2 separate regions of the Homo sapiens genome follow, and region 1 is linked to region 2. Evidence: read pairs that join two places in POLR2A ChIA-PET (ENCODE). Cell type or tissue: OCI-LY7. All regions are shown on one strand. Links, peaks and the distances in the headings refer to the core of each region. The heading gives the core; the rest is flanking DNA. Region 1 overlaps RNASEH1 (ribonuclease H1). Region 2 overlaps ALLC (allantoicase).

Region 1 (2,912 bases), core at 277-2,776, 110 kb before region 2:
CTGGAGTGAAAGGTAGCAGAAAAGTTCACTACTACCTTGCTTCTCAGGATAAAATAGAATCTCTTGTTTTCCAAAGATTGAATATGAAAGGTTAAAATGCTGGTGCTAATCAATTATAACAAGCAGCTGCGTGTGAGGTGTTATTTGAAAAAGCTGGAGTCTTCGCATTTCATCTTAACGTTAAGTACTGCATGCACAGGGAATACTAGTATTTCAAAAGATTACAGTTGTTCATTTACATGTAAGGGTTTTCCTAAGAACATCCAAAAGTTTAATTCTGCACTACTTGATTATAAATAATGGCCTTAGTGATTTCTAAATAATCTTTACACATAAGAATGAAGATGATAAACACCAGCTCAAACTCCCCCCATCAAGTGGGAAACACCTTTTACACATAACATTTTCCTGACTGTGGTATTAAAATCTGAAAACCCAAGGAAGATGTACCCATGTAGGAAAACGTGTCTCTGCTAACTGGAGGCGCCGGCTCCACGCTCGGCTTCATGTGCTTTGCATACGGCTCTGCGCTTTCATGTCCATCTCCATCCAGTGGCTCACGGAGTCGCTTGCTGGCTTTCGCCTCCGATTCTTGTCCATGTTGATTTTCATGCCCTGAAAGACAAGAGTCCACTCGTGAGCTGGAAACAATGAACATAACACGAAATGCTAGAGAATGAAGACATTCAGTAAATTATTTAGTATCATTAAATCAGACTTAAAAACACCCTCTCTATGTGGCCCTACAACGAGGGAAACGAGGGAATGACCCCCTCCACGCCATCTCCACCCCCTCCACGCCATCTCCACCCCCTCCACACCACCTCCACCCCCTCCACACCACCTCCACCCCCTCCCCTCCACACCACCACCACCCCCTCCCCTCCACACCACCACCACCCCCTCCCCTCCACACCACCTCCACCCCCTCCACAGCATCTCAATCCCCTCCACAGCATCTCAAGGGGCTCTTTCTCCAGGAAAAACATGGCCCAAAATTGTGTATATAACATCAGTGGTGTTGCTGGGCGCAGTGGTGTGTGCCTATAGTTCCAGCTACTCGGGAGGCTGACATACGAGTATCGCTTGAGCCCGGGTTTGAATCCAACCCGGCCAACATAGTGAGACCCCTTTGCTTAAAAATAGATAAATCTAAAAAAAGATGAGTTGTGTCCATGGTTCAGCCTCTCCCTGCCTCAAATACAACTACATGGACACGAAGTTAAGAACCCCTAGGAGGGCTCAGAGGGTGCAGGTTCATCTAGCTTGAATAAACAGATAATGGGACATATTAAGAAAGGAAAACAGGGCTGGGAAGCCGAGGCGGGCAGATCATTTGAGCTCAGGAGTTCAAGACCAGCCTGGTCAACATGGTGAAACCCTGTCTCTACTAAAAATACAAAAATTAGCCAGGCGTGATGGCGGGCACCTGTAATCCCAGCTACTCAGGAGGCTGAGGCAGGAGAATGGTGTGAACCCAGGAGGTGGAGCTTACAGTGAGCGGAGATCGCGCCACTGCACTCCAGCCTGGGCGAGAGAGTGAGACTCTGTCTCAAAAAAAAAAAGGAAACAGAAACCAGAAACTAAAAGGAAGCAACTGGGTCCCTTCAGGGTCAGTACTCTTGCAGCTTTTCTTTTGCAACAAAGTTTTTCTTCTGCAACGAAGTTTTTCTTCAGGGGGACCTCAAGGTTAATCCCAAATAGTTTTTTTTTTTTGAGACAGAGTCTTGCTCTGTGCCCAAGCTGGAGTACAGTGGCGCGATCGTGGCTCACTGCAACTTCCACCTCCCTGGTTCAAGCAGTTCTCTGCCACAGCCTCCCAAGTAGCTGGGATTACAGGCACCCACCACCACACCCAGCTAATTTTTTTGTATTTTTAGTAGAGATGGGGGTTTCACCATTTTGGCCAGGCTGGTCTTGAACTCCTGACCTTGTGATCCACTGCCCTGACCTCCCACAGTGCTGGGATTACAGGCGTGAGCCGCTGCGCCCGGCCCCAAAGAGATTCTTAATACCACCTCAGGGTTATCTGGGAAGGGCCCATATCTCACTCACTGGGTAATACTATGGCAGCTGAAGTAGAACAGCTAAATTAGACCAGGACTCAAAAAACCAGTTTCAATTTGTGCTATACCTTTTATCAGCTGCGAACTCCGTCAACTGAATTAAACCCTCTGGGCTTCTGTAAAACGAGGCCCTGGGCTAGATGATCTCAAACGACTTTTCCTTACATGGAGTGAAAATAAGGACACAGGAGCAACCAACTACCTGCAAACTAACAACCCTAACCCAACACTACAGGATTCACCTCCAGCTCTCAACTCCTAAACCAGGGATGGAGAAATGGGGCACGAACATCACAGAACGCCTACTAGAAAGGAACAAGAAAATGTCCAGCCTAGTGGAGCTTCTCAACCCACACCTCTCGGAACCCTAAGGGCGCCGGGCAACACTTGACTGTGATCAGCACGACGTCAGCAACAGCTGGCGTTTCCACTGCCACATTTTGTTTTCACACACTCATCTCCAAAACGTTCCTCTAGGTACTCTACTGAAGTAAATGCAGATACTGTGGTCCAGGTTAAAGTGTCATTTTGTAGAACCTTAACACGGATATAAACACTGGTTTTACTTACTATAACAGAGATGGACACTTTACAGAACAGATAAGACTTGGAGGAAAAAAACACACTTGTCAGTTAAGTTTTACTTCACAAAATTGTGGTTTTTAAGTAAATTAACCTTAAATCAGCTTATATAAACCATAAGAACCAGTAAATAGCTCAATAATTCTAAAATAAGGATAAATGTAATGTTAAAAAACAAAAAACTGTAAAAGGGGCTAAGACTTTTTGATACAGATCTGAATCATTAAAGGCACTAAATCTCAATTTATAGACGTAAGTCACTGA
Region 2 (2,912 bases), core at 282-2,781:
ATGGCGCACACCTGGACAAGGGAGGGGACGGGGTTCTTATTCCTGACGCACGTGGCCCCTGCTGCTGTATCATTCCCCTATTGGCTAGGGTTAGACCGCACAGGCTAAACTAATTCTGATTGGCTGATTTAAAGAGAGTGATGGGGTGAGTGGTTTGGTGGGAAAAATGGTTATGGCAGAGCAGGAAAACGGAATGAGTCAGGGTGGGGCAGGAAATCGGAATGAGTCAGGGTGGAGCAGGTGATCGGAATGAGTCAGGGTGGAGCAGGTGATCGGAATGAGTCAGGGTGGAGCAGGTGATCAAAAAAGGTTGCTTTATGAGGAAGTTAAGTTAAAAGTAGAAGGCAAATAATTGAACATACTGACATACTGATTCTTTGAAGAGAAATTTAGGACTTATATCTAACACTGTTTTTTTCATAATAAAGTGAGAGGGGCTGTGGTTTCAAACAGCATAGGCCTGGGGTCGGACTCATCTGCATTCACAACCCGTCCCCCTCCCTGTTCATTAGCTGAATGACATTGGGTGAGAGCCTCCGTCCCGTCTCTGAGTTCCTTAGCAATGGGTATAATAATGTGTGACTCCAAGGCTTGGAGTACGGGAGATACGGGAACAGATATGGAGCTATAGAGTTCATGCTTAGAGACATCAGTTCCCTTCCTTCTGCTCCTGGCTCATGGTACACACATGTTTTGAAAACCATGCCAGGCATCTGACCTCAATGCACGCAAGCATTTAGCTGCTGGGTCATTGGCAGAAAAGCCTCAAGCAGGGGTTCAGGGAAGGCTTTAATTAAGCTTGGCCTGTGGGGGCTGCTGCCTGGGCTGGATCTGCTGTGAAACAAGAGGAGCTTGATGTTCTAGGAGAAATGCTTGGGGCCCAGGACCATCTGCTGGAGGGAAAAGAATGAGTATTCCCAGAGAAACAGACCAGTGCTGGGGCTGTTCCCTGGAATTCAGGTTAAGTGTCCTGGGCTTGTGAACTGGGCACAAAAGATGCTGCAAGTCTTTGCTTTGGGAAGCTGTCAAGGGTCATTGCCCCTCTCAGCCTAAACCTCTTAGCACCTCTCCGACGATGCTTTTCACTTTGGTGGTGACTGATAACTCTTCTTGGTTGTTGAGAAGTTTGGATGAAAAGCTCTAGGTGTGTATTATAGTTTCATGTTGCTGTTATTACAGGTCCTTAGTGTCTTACAGAATGCAGATTTCTGATCTCATGGTCTGTTTGGCAGACCTCCAGGTAGGCTCATTGGATCCCTCTGCTCTGGGTTTCATGAGGCTGAAATCAAAATCCAGGTGGGCTGGGTTCCCCCTCAGAGGCTCTGGGAGCATCCTCTTCTGCCTTGTTGGGGTTGTGGGCAGAATCCAGCTCCTTCAGCTGGTGGGACTGAGCAGGGGCTGCCCTGACCTCCCAAGGCCTCTCTCAAGTCTCTGCCCATGAGCCCTGAACTTCAGAGCTCAGCCATGATGTGGCTTCTTTCTTTTGAAGCCTGATTCAAAGTCACACTTGGATTCTTTCTGACTTCCTTTTCTGCTCCACAGTTCTGTTTGCAGCCAGAGAAAGTCGCCTGCTTTTAAGGCCTTGTGTGATGATGCTGGGCCCACCCAGATCGTCCAGAATTACCCAGGCCCGTCTTAGGGTCTGTGGCTTCGTTATGTCTGCAAATTCTGCTTTGCATATATGGTGAGAAATACATAGGTCTCAGGATTAGAGAGCATGCATTCTGGAGCACACCCTGCTCACCCAGGGTGGAAGTGTGTACTCCAAGGCCCCGCAGGCAGTTCTTTGTAATTAGCACATCCTGCTCACCACAGGGCGGAAGTGTTTACGCCAAGGCCCTGCAGGCAGGTCATTTGTAATTAGCACATTCCTAGTCATGAGTGGATGCTTTAGGAATTAGTGGCTGATGAGATATACGGACTAATTTCAAGGCGCCACCTGCAGCAGAACCTATGTTACAGCATGAAGAACCCCTGATATTCTTTTTTTATATATAATTTTTATTTTACAAATGTATTGGGTATATGTGAAAGTGTGTTATGTGTATATGATGGATGGTGATCAGCCCAGGGCATTTAGGGTGTCCATTACCTGAGTACAATCCATTCTTCTAGCCTGCAGTCACCCTACTCTCGAAAGAGAATAGTTCTTGACACATAAAACTGGTATGAAATCCAAATTTCAGTGTCCATAAATAAAGTTTTGCTGGAACACAGGTGCCTTCATTCACTTATGTAACGTCTGAAGCTGCTTTGTGTTGCAGTGGCGAGGGGATATAGACCTGCAAAGTGTTTATTACTGGGGGGCCTGGCAATGCTGCGACCCCCAGTGTGATGGAAGAGCACTAGCTTCGGAGTCAGAGGAAGACATGAGTTCACTTTCCATGGGGAGTATGGAAACATAGTGCCTGCACTGTAAGGTGGTTTTAGCGGCAGAAATACCATTGTACCCAGCAATCCCATTACTGGGTATATACCCAAAGAAATGTAAATCATTCTGTTACAAAGACACATGCATGCACCTGTTCACTGCAGTACTATCCATGATAGCAAAGACATAGAACCAACCTAAATGCTCATCAATGATAGACTGGATAAAGAAAACATGGTGCGTATATACCATGGAATACTATGCAGCCATAAAAGATGAGATCATGTCCTTTGTAGGAACATGAATGGAGCTGGAAGCCATCATCCTCAGCAAACTAACATGGGAACAGAAAACCAAACACTGCATGTTCTCGCTTATAAGTGGGAGCTGAACAGGGAGAACACATAGACATGTTGGGGGGAACATCACACACTGGGGCCTGTCGGAAGTCGGGAGGAGGGAGAGCATCAGTGATGAAGAATAGCTAATGGGTGCTGGGCTTAATACCTAGGTGATGGGTTGATCTGTGCAGCAAACCACC

What was found. Peaks named below come from ENCODE experiments on the same cell type or tissue, not always from the same donor. Only the 100,000 strongest peaks of a DNase experiment are listed, where the experiment ranks them.
Region 1: POLR2A ChIA-PET joins it to region 2 with 7 read pairs; 14 of 35 experiments call an interaction of 5 or more read pairs at or near these places.

Annotation. Positions count from the first base shown.
Region 1 is chr2:3,551,694-3,554,605 of GRCh38, forward strand. RNASEH1 (ribonuclease H1) reads right to left here. Exons shown (of 8, transcript NM_002936.6): 3 at 451-615. Among named protein-coding and RNA genes, the nearest start is that of RNASEH1, 5.2 kb to the right of the region's middle. In OCI-LY7, for the core only: no CTCF peak of the experiment used is centred there; no DNase peak of the experiment used is centred there.
Region 2 is chr2:3,660,605-3,663,516 of GRCh38, forward strand. All of the region lies in intron 1 of ALLC (allantoicase), which reads left to right. Among named protein-coding and RNA genes, the nearest start is that of ALLC, 3.9 kb to the left of the region's middle. RefSeq lists an enhancer at 1,589-1,698. In OCI-LY7, for the core only: CTCF peaks have their summits at 1,901 (motif pointing left) and 2,110; DNase peaks (open chromatin) are centred at 1,517 and 1,797; H3K27ac peaks cover 1,052 bases.